Regions from separate parts of the Homo sapiens genome. Here region 2 is linked to region 1. Evidence: chromatin loops called from intact Hi-C (ENCODE). Cell type or tissue: dorsolateral prefrontal cortex. All regions are shown on one strand.

What was found. Hi-C counts contacts between places; a loop is a spot of excess contacts. Peaks named below come from ENCODE experiments on the same cell type or tissue, not always from the same donor. Only the 100,000 strongest peaks of a DNase experiment are listed, where the experiment ranks them.
Region 2: it touches region 1 in a loop (2.7-fold over the local background); 17 of 110 quality-filtered maps call a loop at or near these places.

What each region holds. Positions count from the first base shown.
Region 1 is chr1:110,308,852-110,316,851 of GRCh38, reverse strand. All of the region lies in intron 2 of RBM15-AS1 (RBM15 antisense RNA 1), which reads left to right. Among named protein-coding and RNA genes, the nearest start is that of RBM15-AS1, 26 kb to the left of the region's middle. In dorsolateral prefrontal cortex, CTCF peaks have their summits at 3,882 and 4,089 (motif pointing right); DNase peaks (open chromatin) are centred at 4,101 and 6,331; H3K27ac peaks cover 2,271 bases.
Region 2 is chr1:110,491,637-110,499,636 of GRCh38, reverse strand. No RefSeq gene overlaps it. Among named protein-coding and RNA genes, the nearest start is that of CYMP-AS1, 5.4 kb to the right of the region's middle. RefSeq lists an enhancer at 4,874-5,840. In dorsolateral prefrontal cortex, CTCF peaks have their summits at 3,259 and 3,458 (motif pointing right); DNase peaks (open chromatin) are centred at 3,446 and 4,882; H3K27ac peaks cover 723 bases.

The sequences.
Region 1 (8,000 bases):
TGGAAATAAGCAATGGTTTGCTTAGAAAGAAATGAAATTCCATGTTCTATCTTGAGATAAATACAGGTTCATCTCACTATCCTGCCCGTTTGTAGTTAGAGTTGGAGGCTATACTAGCTAACATTGATTGAACACTTGCTGCGATCCACATAATTCTCAGGTACCTCCTATGTCTTATCTCATTTATGTCTCACATTAACCCTGCAAGTAGATATTATTATCAACCCATTTTATAGAGTAGAAACTGAAGACTCTAGAAATTAAGGAATTTACCACATGTCCATCTGGCTCCAGAGCCAGCCAGGGCTCCTAACATCACTCTGCTACTAAAGGCTGGGTGGGGCATGCCGTGAATGTGTAGGGATTGTCATTTCTAGAAACAAAAGCCAGAGCACTGTAAGTTCCTGGGATCAATGAAGATTCCTTCATGCCAGCTCACTATGGACACCCCAGAAGCATTTTTGACCCTCTTTACCCCAGGACTATGCAGTCTCAGAAGTTTCTTGGTGAAGCTTTCCTGTGTCTAAGTATTGAAACTCTAATTGAAACTTGAGTCCATGTCCATTATTTACACTAACTCAGAAATAACCTTAGAAAAATATATATATTTTTAAGGGATAGGGTCTCACTCTGTCACCTAGGCTGGAGTGCAGTGGCTGATCATAGCTCACTGCAGCCTCAACCTCCTGGGCTCAAGTGATCCTCCCACCTCAGCCTCCCAAGTAGCTGGGACTATAGGCATGTGCCACCATATCTGGCTAATTAATTTTTTGTTTTCGTAGAGACAAGGTCTCACTATGTTGCCCAGGCTGGTCTTAATCTCCTGGGCTCAAGCAATTCTCCCTCCTCAGCCTCCCAAAGTGCTGGGATTATAGGCGTGAGCCACTGCACCCAGCCCAAAGACATTCTTTTATATAAAAACCTACAGGCAAAGTTTTTCCTGACACATCCCTCCCCCACCCCACACCCCAGTCTAGGGCAGTTCTTGCTACCCATAATGCACTCTTAGAGCATTCTAGTCTTTTCCTTCATAGCATTTATTGTAGTTGTGGATTATATGTTGGTGTGACTATTTGACCAGTATCTCTCTGCCTCACCAGGTTGTAAAAACCCCATCAGGGCAGTGACTGAGTGTGTGTCACTGTGTGCAGCATCCCCAGAACCTAATACCATGACTGCATGGAACAAGCACCCGGATATAGGAATGAAGGACGCTACTGGTGGCCCCGTCCAGTTCTGAGAAAATGCTGCCACAAGCTACAAGAGAAATCTGCTTCTCTGAAGCCTTTAAAGATTTGGTTACTTTTTCAAAATGAATATTCTTTAATACACAATTTCAATAATTTCTGAAATGAGGATAATGGCTGGGTTTTTTTTTTTTTTTTTTTTTTTGAGATGGAGTCTCGCTGTCACCCAGGCTGGAGTGCAGTGGTGCAATCTCAGCTCACTGCAACCTCTGCCCCCCGGGTTCAAGCAATTCTCGTGCCTCAGCCTCCTGAGTAGCTGGGATTACAGGTGCCCGCCACCACGACTGGCTAATTTTTTTATTTTTAGTAGAGACGGAGTTTCACCATCCATGTTGGCCAGGGAGGTCTTGAACTCCTGACCTCAAGTGATCCGCCTATGGCTGGCTTTTTATAATAGTTAAGAATACTGCTCCTGGAGTCAGAGGGTCTGGTTCTCATCCTCTGATTTTGATCACAACTTGCTGCATGATGATGATCAAGTGTTTGAACTTCCCAGTGCATCCATTTCCTCCTGGGTAAAGTGGGGCTAATACCGTTAAAGCAATGATGTAAAAATTAAATGAGCTAACACAAGTGAGCGTTCAGAATTGCATCTAGTGCATGGGAATCCCTCATAAGTATTAGCTATTATTATCAGTGTGCTATCAGCTTGGAACTCATGTAGTTCTGCTACAGATTTGTATTGTTCCTGAAAACAGAATATGAGACCAAATTGAGGCCAGGTGTAAAGGCATCTGGACCTTATATCCCTGCTGTCTAGTTTCTTCAAGAGGCCAGAGAGAACCTCCCTCAACTCCAGCCTACCAAGTGTCATTTATTTTAATGCAGTGTGCCCCCAGTCTTAGGAAATGGAATTCTTCATCTTCCAAGGCCTCTGGCTGAGACTGGAGACTTGTGCCTGCTCCACTGCTTGGCTGGATTAGATGCCCTAGAAAGATACTTTTAACTCAGAGAAACTGTGACTCCATGAAAGGGTCAGATCCCACCAAAAGTCATCCCAGTTCTCCATCAGTTTCTCTCTCCACTCCACCTCCCCCAGCCCATCCTCCGTCTGGGCTCCAGGGCTCTTTCCTTCTGTGTTCCCACAGGATGGTGCCTGCTTTTACCCACCCTCTAGACTTTGCCCCAGTCACCTCAAACAGCCGAGGGTCCAAATTTAGTAATAGAAATTCACTTCTCTAACCACTTTACAAAAACATTAACTCATAACTCACGGAAACCCAATGAAGTCGGTGCTGGTGGCACCTCCATTTTACAGATGATGAAACCGAGGAGAGGAGGGAGGTTGAATAACTTGGCCCAAGGTCACTTGCTGAAAAGTGGCAGAGCTAGGATTCACTGCCTCTGGTTCACTGCCTTGAAAGGAAGGAAAGTCTCCCCACTCCCACCACTGGGGAACTCTTCTTTAACTTTCTCCACAGTATCATTGGTCCGATAAATGAGAGGCAAGGAGAGAAACAAAGATGGATGTATGTATAAACTTAGGCAAGCATGGAGAGCCATGGTGATGTGGTTAAGTGTTAGTTCTTGAGCTGAATTGCACTGGTTAGTGTCCTGGATTTTGAATGTACTAACCCTGGAAAATAAAATTAGAATAATAATAAGTGTACATACATACCTTACAAAGTCATTTTGGACATGAAGTTAATAAATATTAAGCCCCTTAGAACAATGTCTGGCATATAGTAAGTGCTCAATACTTGTTATCTGCCTTTTTTTTTTCTTTTTACGTTCTCAAAAGGCAGAAGCAGCAATGCCTTTGTATAAAGAATGGTAGACTTGGAATCAGAAGATTGAGTCTGAGTACCACTTAGCTTTTGCTTCCTGTATGATCACCAGTGAAGCATTTTTCCTCTGTGAGGCCTTGCTGTTTTCATCCCTAAAATTGGGATGATGATACTTTTACACACTGAGATGGTGGCCTATGAAAGAGCTTTGTAAATTTGCAAGCTGTGGCCAAATAATTATCCCATTTTGTGATTTAGGACTTCTCCTAGAGTAGACAGAAAGTTGCCTTTCAGAAGGTCTTCAGACTCGCTTCTTGGCCTTTTGGCTAAGTTCAAGTGCAGAAAGTCTTCAGACTGAAAATACCTTCATCTTTTAGAATTCCACCACTGGAGAGTCATTGTCCGAGTCTTCCAGACTTACTAAGATAAATGGCAGGAAGTAGAGAGCCCAGTGTGTTTGCGGGGAGAGAAGAGAAGTCTCAGGAATATGACTGCCGTCTTCAAGGAGTTGAAAGGCTGTCACAGGGTGGCCTGGTCAGACTTCTGAGTGACCAACAGGTAAGAACTGGGTCTCTAAGTGGAAGTGTCAGGGCTGATTTAGTGTGAAAAAAGAAGAGCATTCTTTTGATTATAGCTCTCGGAAAGTGGAAAGGGCTACCTGATAGTGAGTGCCTGCCATTGGAGGCATTCAAACAGAGATTTGAGACCACTCCATGGGAATGTGGTAGAGGAAATGTAACGAGTCAGGTGGTGATGAAACTAGTTGACCTGGGCCTGGGAAGATCTAATTCATCCTAGAATGGCAGCACGCTGTGAGGGAGGGGAGCGCCTCTGAGGGAGCGGAGAGCTGGTTATGCAGGGACGCAGGAGGAAAGTATAGGGGGAGGCCTGCTGGGAACACAGGCCCAGCTCAGCAGAATTCACTCTTTTCCCAGAGTAGCTCCTGTCTCTTCGGCCACTTTAGGCCCTAAAGCCTAGAACTGTACATGATACACTCATTCATTCAGTTAATTCAGCAAATATTTACAGGCCTGAGAGTCAATTCCCACAGCGGACACAGTGTGGGATTGCCTGCCCTGGCAAGCCTCCTGCCTGGTGACCAGCAGAGGGCAGGAGAGACGTGCAGATGCCAAACCCTGCACAGCCCACTAGCCAAGTGAGCTTCCCTGCCGGGGAAACTGGGTCACTCAGTCCTGCCAAGCTGCAAACATTCCGAGGGTTGTGAGCATGTTGGGCCTCTCCGGCAAGGGCCTCTCCAGCAAGGACCTCTCCAGCAAGGGCTATGAGGCCCTAGATGTCACCTGGCAAGGCTGAGACCTCAGACCTCTGGACTGGCAAAGTCGCTCCCTCCTGCATGGGGAAGGAAGGAAGGATGAGGCTGATAACATGCGATGGCTCAGGGAGAAGGCTGAAGGGATCTCTTCCCAGCAAAGTGTTTCAAGTAACAGGGACAGCCCAGTCTACATGTCACAGAGGAGCCATGGGAGGCCAGGCCTGCCACGGTGGATGGGTGGGGCCGTTTGCTTCAGAGAATGCCTGGACTTCACTAAAGGAGTTTGAGGCTCTCCTTAGGCTGGGCTGAAACCCCCATTTGGAAGTGCATAAAAGGCTAACTCTCTGGATATGAATGGGTGAATGCCAAATCTGATACCTGAGTGGTTAGGAGGCAGGTTTGGAGTCAGATTTGCCTTTGTGTCCTGGTTTTCCATCTATATGTCATGGGACCTTGGGTAAGTCATTTTCAGACTTGATTTCCTTTTCTATAAACTGGTGGTGCTACTGTGAGTATTAAGTGGAATAATGAAGCAAGTGTGCAGATTGCGATTCTTTCTCCTTCCCAGCTCTCTCTCATCCTGGTCGGGGGACTGTGTGCTTGGGATAACAGTTGAAGCAGATGTTTTTTTGAGAATGGAAGCGAAGAGTGGATGCCCACCATGCTGTCAGTCTGGGCAGGGTGAACTCAACCTGAAGGAATGCTGTTCTGGGTAAAGCACGTGGAGCCACCTCTCCCCAGGCTTCTCTGGCCCCCATAGAGTCCTGCTGCAGAAAGATGCGCAGTGTATGAAGGCTCGCGTGGCCTCTTGAAGTCTGAGGGTTAAGAAATCAGGGAGGTGAAATAGGCCTGGAATGGGAGGAAACTGGAGGATGGAATGGGAAGGAGCCATTCCCCAAATTCCCATTCCATTTATGGACTCTGACGGTTAGAAGGGCCACTTGAACCTGCAAGCAAGGACCAGTTTATGCACTCTTCAAAATGTGTTTTCTCAACTAATCTAAGACATTGAAGCAAGGACTTTGTTGCCCATTCCTCTCCAGGAGGGATGGTGGGTGCTGATGCTGCTATGTAAAGGCTCTCAGCACCGTGCTCAATACTTGTTTGCTATTGATGAGGAAGGAATCTTGGACAAGTAATTTGAGTTCCCAGTTTTACTGATTAAAAAATAAATAGAACTGAGGCTCAGAGAACTGTGGAACCAGGAGAGGTAAAGTTCCTCTCATTTGCAATTGCTGCTAGAATCCTCATCTGTGACCATCTGGAGAAAGTGGCTCGATCCCTATGGTGAGCTGCTCAAATCTTGGAGTCTCTCTGCCTCCTTGGGGATTTCTCTTTGGATACATCCTCTCTACTAAACTCTAGCCACTGCTTGTGTTACCCAACCCCAGATGGGAGACAGACTGAGTTTTCCTCATTCCAGCCTATCCTTTAGGGCTCCAAGGAGCAGCAAGTGCTTCTCAGGTTGAGGGGTAATTCACCAGGTGTGTAGTGCTGGCAGCACAATGTGATAGAGCCAGTCACCTGCATTGCAATTCCAGCACCACCATGTACTGGCTGTGGGACCTTAGGCAAGATACTTGATATCTACAAGTCTCAGTGTCCCCATCTATAAAATAGGGACACTAATAGTATTTACCTTATAGCTCCTGTTCTTTCCAGTCCCTCTTAATCTGAAATTGGAAGGATGAATAAATTAAACAGCCATCTTCTTCCCTGGGAAAGCCAAAGAGCAACTCAAAAGGAAAGAATCGGAAGCTGGGCTTTGGAGTCTTCTTGTCCAGGCACTAGGAGCTGTTGGGTGGTGTAAATAGCCCTGGGCTGGGAGAGAGGACCATGGCCTAGCACATCTCTGCTATCAGATTGCTACCTTATCCACATTGCCAAGCCTCTTTGGGCCTTAGTATCCTCCTCTGGACAATGACAAGGTTGAGCTTGCTGACCATGGAGGTCCCTGTAGCCCTGCCCCTACTGAGATTCTCAGCCGCAGAGCTGGGCCCTCGTTCTTTGGGATTCAGCCCAGGCGTCACACAGTCACAGTGGCTGAAGAGGCAGCACTTTGCTGAGCTCTGGCCTACTTCCCAGAGAAGGTCACTCGGCCCCAGGGAAGCCCCTGGTTTGCTGGTTTGGATGCTGTGGAGGGCCAGGCAACAGGGACCTTAGCCTATTGGCATCTGGTTCCAGCCAAAGCTTTTCAGGGACGTGTGAGGGTAAGCAGCAGGGCTGGCAGAAGCAGTGAAAACCAGCCCGGAGCTTACGTTCTGTGGCCTTGCTTTGAAATCTACAACCTCAGCCACCTGGGAAATGATGAAGCTCTGAAAAGAAACACTGGTCAGGGGCCCAGGGGAAGTTTCCTCCTGAAAGGCCTGTGTGAGGATGGATTCCATGTGAGGGGGAAAGTATTGATAGAAGGAGGCTCTGCAAAGGAAAGCAAGCAGGGAAGGAGCAGGTCATTAAAGGATTCAGATGGGCTGGCTTGGAGGACTTTCTGAACTGTGAGAACTAGATGTGGTGTGGACTATAAACATGTGGGGGTAGGAAGTTGGAGAAGAAAGAACTCAGTGCCAGAGGGCTGCAAGATCTTCCAGGAGGTGCCTTAGAGCTGGCTGCTCTCGGCTCTCAGGCAGGGGATTGGTTGGATTTCCTTCCTCAGGCAGTGAACTCTCCTAGATACCGGACTCATTCATTTGACAGCTAATGCCTGGTTATAACTGACTCTGTAAAGTGTACTCCCATGTGTTGACTCATTGGATCTAATGACCACTGTCTGGAGTCAGTGGAGACTGGTATGATTATGATCATCCGTGTTTAGAGACAGAAAAGCAAGGGCCACTCAGAAGTGCCTCATGCAGGGTCACCCAGCTTCCAAGGCTTGGGGTTGAGATTTGAACCCATGTCTATCTATCTTCGAATCCTGTGTTTATTACATCAAGATGCCAACTCCCAGTGTCCTCCTATTACCTTGTAGCAAGGGTAGACAACATCCTCCTACCTTTATCACATGCAGACTGGCCAGATTTTGGTGGAAATGTAGACATTTTCAGGGAAAACCAGATGCTCTGGTTGCCTATCCCCACTGTGAGCAGGAAAATAGCTCAGTATTCACAGGGTCACCAGGAGAATGCCTAGCATTAACTTAAAGTAGTCCTCTAGGCTCTCTCCTTCCACAGGCCCACATCTTGGGGCCTGATGTACTCTGAGGTCCACCTGGATCTTGATGCCTCCACTTCCGCTTGGTGACTCCACTCCAGGACTTTTTGGTGACTCATGCAGAGGGAAAATACATGGCCTTACAGAGCCAGGCAGAGCCACTGGAGTCCTGATGAAGGCTCTCTTAACCAGATGACCTTGAGCAAATTGCTGAGCCCTCCAGGCCTGGGTTCCCTCATTTGTTAAAATGATGACAACCAACTACACCAAACAAAACTTACAGCTTTGTTATGAGAATTGAATGAATTAACCCATGTGAAGCCACCTCATTCTAAGGAGATATTCAATAAATGCCCTTTTTCACCGCATAGGAGTGGGAAACTTTGTGGCAAGAAGAAAGGTTATGGGAATGATAATCACTGAGCACTTAAAACATACCCATTATTATGCTCAATTCTTTACTCAAAATGTGCTATCTCAATTAATCCTCCCAGCACTCCTATGACGCAGGTAGTATGCATCCTCCAATTTGCAGATTAAAAAACTGATACCTCAAGATGTTAGATTCCTTGTCCAAGGCCAACGTGATCAGGAATCTGATGC
Region 2 (8,000 bases), 180 kb before region 1:
GGGTCATCCATAGCCTATGCACTCAAGAATGACAGTAAGAGTTGTGCACTCACATTAGAACCAGAGAGTTAGAGAGTTAAAGGTAGCAGCACCCCTCAAGGGACCTCATGGTGATGGCAGCAGTGATTAATCAGAGACCCTCCAAGAGGACGTGACCTGCCTGCGAGTTTCAGCCTCTGCTGTCCAATGAGAGAGCTTCTGAGCATTGCCTGCCCTGGAGGATCAGGTCTTATGTCATTAAGGAAAGAAGTCATGGCCTTTAGGCATCCCCCCACCACCACCACCTGACATCCTCTGCAATGGCCAGGAGGCCTGATAGGAGAGTCCTTGGCCCCAGGGCTGCAGACATTGGGGCTGCCCACCAATCAACCTAAGGAGATGGTCAGAGCTGCCAAAACCTTCAAGAGCAAATCCCAGGGATGGTGACTCTCTCCCACCTCCCTCATCCAGATTCAGATGGGAGCCCTGCTGAGCCTCTGTTTCCATCAGCCTGCAGCAACTTCCCTGTCTCAGTCCACCCAGGCTGCCATGACAGAAGGCCACAGGCCATGTGGCTCAAAGGATAGTTGTGGAGGCTGGAAGTCCAAGATCGAGGTGCCATCAGAGCTGGTTTCTGGTGAGGCCTCTTTCCCTGGCTTGCAGAAGGCCACCTTCCCACTGCATCCTCCCATGGCCTTTCCTCTGTGCATGCACATCGCTGGCATCTCTTCCTCTCCTTCTAAGGACACCAGTCACATCAGATGAGGGCCTACCTATATGACCCAGTTAACCTTAATTACTTTTTCAAAAGCCCCATCTCTAAACACAGCCACTTTCGGGGTTGGGGCTTTAGCATGTGAATTTGAGGAGACACAATTCAGTCCATAACATCCCCCTTCCTACCAGTTTCCATCACCTCACAGCTGTGGACTGCCTCTGGCTTCAGCTCTCACATCCTCCAGCAAACCTCGCTGACATGAGAAAGGTCACATCCTGTTATCCAGGGAGACTTTGTAGGTTGTTAGGAGACTGGTGAAGTCCAGGTGGCCTGTCTGGAGCAGTAGACAGAGGAGTGGGTCACAGGCCCTGCCCTGACCTGGGGAAGGAGAGGCTTTCACAAACAGGAGGAGAGCACACTTGGGCTTTCCAGGCACGGGGCCGCAGCTGCTTCTCTCTTTTCCATTCAAATCCCTGCTCTACGTCAGGGGCTTGGAAGCCCCGGCTGAATGGGAATCACACCTTCTGGACTAAAAACTGGGACGTGAGGCCTAACAAAAGATTTTTGTGATGTTTGCTGGCGTAAGTAACAGTCTGACTGATGCAGTGTGATTTCAGGATTACCAGCTTTTTTTAGGACACTGCAATCAGTTGAGGGAACTATGGGACAGAATATTGAAAATCCAAATCCAAAATATGGTCCCTCCCAATAAATCTCACCAAGACCAAACTCCCAATAACTCTTACCTCCATAAAGCTCTATGAGGATGAAGAGCATGTTTTGCTCACCATCGTGGCTTCAGCACCTGGTGATAGGGATGCTCTGTAAATATTTGATGAGAGAGAAAGAAAGACAATTCATTTGACAAGGCACACGCCCAACACATTTGTCTCTCCGACCCCAGGCCAGAGCTGCCAGCTGTGTGAGAAAAAAAGACAGTCCCCTGTGTCATCCTCTTTCATCTTCCTAGCTCAGGCACCTCCAGTGGGGCCAGTGATTTTCCAGTGTCCCTCTGCTCCTGTTGGAGAGACACATCAAGTCCCACCTAGTACCTGCACCCCTTGGGGCCTCACTAGTCCCCAAGCTGGGGTGTTCCCAAGGCCGGGGCAACTCCAGCCCTGGGAAAGAGCTACTTTTAGGGCCTGGGGAAGGTAAGGACTAATGGGAACCAGGGCAGCATGGGGATGACAGAGAGGAAGAGAAGACACCACTCTTAGGACGCTGCTTAAGGCTAGAAGGAAGATCCAGATCTAAGTGGTCAAAGGAGAGAAGGTGGCTTGGGAGACATATGCACAAGTGCCCACTGCCCTTTGCCAGGAAGCACTCCGTGGGATGCAGAAAGCCATTTTTCTCCCTCTTGGGTCCAAATAAAATCTTTGAAGCCCAGTCCAAATCCATACCCAGGCTGCCACCCAGTGATAGAGTGTCCACGGGGCACTTTCTGCACCAGCCGTAATCAGTTCATTCATCAGACTTTCAAGCCGAAGAATAATTTCTGAAGATTCTTGGATTCCCAGTCCACTCTCACCCTGACTGGTCTGCGTCTGGGACTCCCAGGAAAAGCGCGGACTCAGGAAAGCACTTGGAGATTCTCTACTCTTTGCGTATCATCCACTCTACAAGGGGCATGAGCCCAGGTGGTGGAAGTCAAGCCAAAGCATCCCTTCAGCTTGAGGCCACCTACCTTCCTAACTCAGGAGCTGAGGCCAAGAGACTGGCCACCAGCATAACTCGGGAGGTCCCAGGGCACTGACTTAAGCCTAGGCATCTGGACAGCCAGTTTGCCCACAGCCACCTCATTGCATAAGAGCTATGCTCTCGATGAGAAATGTGCACCCCAGGGAGCAGATATGGGGGTGTGGCTGAGATTTGGCACTGGACTTCCAAAGCTGCAGGAGGTGTGGCTGGCACCTGTGGGCCCAGGACCCTCCCTGACACATGGGAGGCCTGTCTCCAGAGGCTCCTTATTCCCTCTTACAGGCCCTAAAAATAAAGCTACCAGGACACAGTTATTCTGGCCTCAGTGTTAAACAGAGCCCTGGGAAAGAAAGGGGCTCTCGAGTTTCATGGATGGGGTCAGAGGAGAGGGCAAGGACAAAAGGTGGTGGAGGCTTAGTGCCCAGGAATGGAGCTTCAGCTTTGGCTTTGAGGATACCAAGGCCACCAGCACAGAGAAGGTGGCCAGGGCCATGAGAAGTCCTTAAAAAGGAAGCACAATTCCACCAGCCAGAATGGGGTGACAAGTTTGGTCTGCATGTTATCCAGCCAGCATCAGCCTCAGCTCTGAAACTCCATGGAGTGCCTAGTGGACCAGATCCTAGCTGTCTTCCACCCCTCCACTACTACGGAATGATGGGCTAATTTGCTGACCTGGAAAGCTAATGCTATTCCCAAGCCCCTCAGGCACACACAGCATGCACATCCTCACCCAGCCAGCCCTAGCTCAAAATGTAATTCCAGTATTACAGATGATCCAGAAAGATCAGAAAGGGGGGATTATCGGAGAGCAAAGGTTGAGAAGGAAATGGTTAACCAGAGAGATGTCCAGTGAGTGAGGGATTTGAGGGCAGGGACCATATATCCTGAGTCTGCGTGCTTCGTGTAGAAGCTGCCACTGTGCCCTGCACATAGGAGACACTTAGTTAATTCTATTGATTGGTTGGCCACTGTCCCTAAGTTCTCCTGGGGTGGGAAGGAGAAATGTTACAGGATATAAACAAGATGTACAAAGCTGGCATCTGAGATTTGGTCACTAGAGGGCGCTCCAGGACAAGAGCTGGCTCCTGGGCAGCCCTCACCATGGCTAAGGGGTTTAGAGGGAGACAGTTTGGAGCTTGTTTGTTCGTTCAACATACGTCTACTGAACAGTTATTCCGTGTCAAACACTAAGTGCTATAAAGGATGCTAAACAATTGAGATGCAACTTATCTTTCATTAGAAAGATAACTGGCATAAGCAAAAAATAATGTATCCATATGTATCCACCTGTAGCTTCTCTTTATTAAATGCTGATGTGTTTAGTCTTTACACACCATCCCTGCCCCTATATCTGCATGGCTGACCCATCTTTCATGTCTTTGCTCAAATGTCACCTTCTCACTGAGCCTGCCCTTCCTACCTCATTTCAAAGCAAAGCGTGTTCCCTCATTACTCCACTTTTCCCATGTGCTTATAACCACCCAGAAGCCACGTAACTTATGCATCTATGATCTCATTGTTTGTGTCCCCCCAGGACATAAGTCCCATGACGACGGAGGGTCTGTTTGTGTTCACCAATGGACACAGTGCCTAGAACAGCATTTTGCACACAGCAAGTATGCAATGCATATTTTTAATGAGTAAGATAGGCAACAATTCTAATTAGCCCCAAGTCAATCAAGGAGCTAGGGATCAGCCAATGAGTTCTCCTATGGTTTAGGGAGTTTGGGTGAAGCAGGCCTCATGTACAGTAGGAGTCTTCCCAGTGGAGATAACATATCAGCTGGTCTTGAAGGACGAAGAACAGTCTGCAGGTTAGAGAAGGTGGAGTCATATCAGGCAAAGGAACAGCATGCACAGAGGCTCAGAGATGAGCCCTGCAGGGTGTTGAGTATGGCAGCCTTGGCAGAAGGACGGGTCAGATGTCCCTCCTGGTCTTCAGAGACCCCACCTCCTCCAGACAGCCGTTGTATGCTCTGGCCAGTCGGGCCCCAGCCATGACCAAGGCTTCTGGACAGTAGCTAGGCCGTGTCCCTCTGCCTGCTTTGCAGTTTCCCCTCGCTCCATGGTCCCGGAGTGTTTCACCCGCACTCCTTGCCATCTGGGGCTTGCTGACATGGGCAGCCTCTGCCACTCTTGTCTCTGTTATACTCTCCCTTCTGCTGCAAGAAAGAAACAAACTGCACAGCTCGGAAAACAATCCATCATTTTGTCATAACATTTCCATTTCAAAGACTTCCTTTCCAAGCTTCTCTCTGCCCAAACGCTTCCTCTCATTAGCATAAGAACTGGCAAGGCGTTGAGTGACAGGGGAGGAGAGGGGCTGGGAATAGGGCTCTAGAACTGGGGCCTGGGTCTGTGTCTACTCAGGGGCAGGGCATGGGTGTGCATGTATGTACTTGTGTGCACACGTGTGTGTGCTTGTGCACACATCCACACCTGGTCTTTGTGAGTTCGCATCTCTCAGCACTCATTACTCGTGCTGCATCACAAAGCATAAGCCACCCTCGGGCATTGGCCGAGCCTCCACAGCATTCTAGGAACTCTGCTGGGCGCTGAGGATTCAGGGAGGAAGGACGCAGGCACTGTTCGTCAGCAGTTTAGTCAGAGAGACGAATGTGTCGGTGAACAACTATGACAGGATAAACGCAATGAGAAAGTGGAGGAGTGGGGACCCTAGAAGAGGTGACATTTAGGCTGGCCTTGAAGGAGAAGGAGCACTTCACAGATTAGAGAAGGTGGAAAGGCATAGCAGGCAAAGGGAACAGGGGTCACAAACTCCCAGAGGCGAACCCTGCAGGTGTTGGATGTGGCTGTGGCAGAAGGACAGACGGCAGGCAACACCTGCTGGGTGGACGTGAATGGCCACCAAGGCTTCCTCAGCTGCCCTCTCCCTGCCTGGACCTTATTGGCAGATAGGGCTGGTGGGATATCCAGAAACAAGTCAGCCCCGCCCTGCAAAGGGGCCCCTCTAGCCTTGCAGCTCCTCCCTGGCCTCCAGGTAGGCCCTCTTCATAAGCAAACCACGGATGTGCTGGTGGCCCCTTCCCAAAGCCTCCTCATTCACCACCTGGCACAGCCCTCAGAAGGCCTGACCACAGAGACCAATGTGGACCCCGTCCCAGAACCATAAATCCCTGGTGGCCATTTGTCCTTCTAACATGCACAGAGGAGTTCCAGGGGGACAGCAAGGGAATGGGGAGTGTTCTAGGCCAGCTAGGGGAGGGAGAAGACATGGGGAGTGGGCCTGAGTGTGTGCTGGGAAGGGGGGATATAAAGATCCAAGAGGAAAGAGGAGACAAAGAAAGCAGTGTGACTCTTGTGGACCTTACCAAGTGACTCATTCATTCATTCACCCTACAATACTTGATGGGACATTCCATGAATTGGGCACCTAAGATATCAAAATGAGAGGTGAGGCTGGGCATGGTGGCTCTTGCCTGGGAGGCTAAGGTGAGCGGATCACTCGTGGTCAGGAGTTCAAGACCAGCCTGGATAACACGGTGAAACCCCATCTCTACTAAAAATACAAAAATTAGCTGGGTGTGGTGGCACATACTTGTAATAACAGCTACTCAGGAGGCTGAGGCAGGATAATTACTTGAACCCAGGAGGCAGAGGTTGCAGCGAGCGGAGATTGCATCACTGCACTCCAGCCTGGGCAACAGAGCAAGACTCTGTCTCAAAAAAAAAAAAAAAGAAAAGAAAATGAGAAGTGCACAATGTCTGTGCTCAGTGAGCCCAGAGGCCATGAGGAAGACCAACAGGGAAATAAGTGGTATGACACTAAGCCCCCAGGCTCGTCAGAAGCATCCTGAAGAGATGTGGACTGAGTTGAGGTTTGAAGGTTGATTGAAAGTCAGAGGAGTTGGAGAGGAGTTGGAGAGTAGAGAACATTCCAGGCAGAGAGTTCTCTGCAGCCAGGAACATTGCTGAGGCCACAGGGGTGCTGTGTGGCAACACTGCGTTAGCCCCAGTGGGGAGCTGCCCTCGCTGTGCCCTCACTGCCCTCCCAGGACAGGGGTCACCACCAGGGCCAACTGGGCAGGGGGTGAGACAGGACCCATTTGGTCCAAACCTCACATTTGTGAAAGTCATCATATTTAGACTTTCTACATTATCTCCAGTTGGGATGTGGGTGTTTAAAATACAGTTGCTAAATGTAAACCATTGAAATCTATAACCATTTTTGTAGGCCTATTTGGCATTTTTTTTAATACACAAGAAGTGTAAAAATAATGAAAGTGGCCCAATTCTGTCTCGTTCTTGGCAAACAGGCAGTATTGGTCCTAGATAAGAACAGCGAGGCTTAGAGAAGCCTCCCAAAGCCAGACTGACTCCTTGGCACCTCGCTTACCTCGCTGGCCCAGTAAGATTCAAACGCCAAGGCCTGCCCATTGCTGGCACCACCCTCTGTCCTTGAAGTCCTGGGATGTTCTCCTGTGGCCTCTGCACCATCCCACACCAGTCTCCTTGGCTCACCCAGGAAAGGCAGCTTGAGCCTTCCTGCTCCATTTCACCCCCACAGCCCAGTCTCTTCCCTGCAGGAAGCCATGGGCTGCCTCTGCGGCCAAGCTGGCTGCACAGCCGCAAACCCAGACAGGCGCCACAGGCAGCATCTCCACTGACTGGGTCCCTCATCTCTTTTGTTCTTGGGTACCACTAAGAAAGGCCCCAGGAGATGCCCCCAGATGGCTTGTCGACCGGATCCCATTAGCAGCTGCCACTGGGAGAAAGAAGCCAGAGCCCACTCTGCTCCTGCCCCCCGCTTCACTCCTCATGAAGGACAGTCTCCTTTGTGAAGTGTCACTGCCAAACCTGCAGCTTCCGGTTCCTGGAGACATGGGCATTACTCACCTGCTCCAGCTGTTTGCAGGGCAGGCCCGTGGTCAGCCTGAGGTAGGGGCAGGGGCTAGATAGCAAGATGACCCCACCCCCTTCCCAAGGCCTTGTGAGGGTTGAACTACTATAAAGGTGTGACAAAGTCCGATCACTATATTTGGGGTGGGTGAAGCAGAGGGGACAAGGCTAGCTATGACATAGAAAACAAAGGCCTGGTCAATTGTCTTCCCCCGATGGGAAAAAGACTATCTAAGGCAGGGGGTGCAAAGAAAAAGGGAGGAGGGCTGGAGAGCAGACGCATGCAGCTCCCAGCAGAGCACTGTCCAAGGAGTCTGCCAAGAGGACTCCAAGCACTGTGATCTCCCCAAGAGCTGTCCACCTCCCTCCCAAGGTAGCTGAGGGGCCTTAGAGTAGCATCACTGAGAAAAACTTCCTAAAGCCACCTGAATCCCCTTGTGTGACCCGGTAATATTTGGATTTCCTGCGTGGCTCTCTCCCAGGAGAATGTGCAGGGCTCTGTGAGCCTGGGCACTCACAGGAACTCTGAACACTGGCATCTGGCTTTGACACATCAGCCTCTGAAAGCCAGGTTAACACGAACCTGCCATCGGCAATGGCACCGCTCTGACCACTGCCAGGGCCTGAGCCCCTGAGCCTGAGGATGGGAGTCTGGACTGTGGCTCTCCCCCAGGGTGGATGGCAGCCTAGGACTCAGATCTTTCCCCATGCTCCCTGCTCACTCTTTCATCTGGCTTCTTCCAAC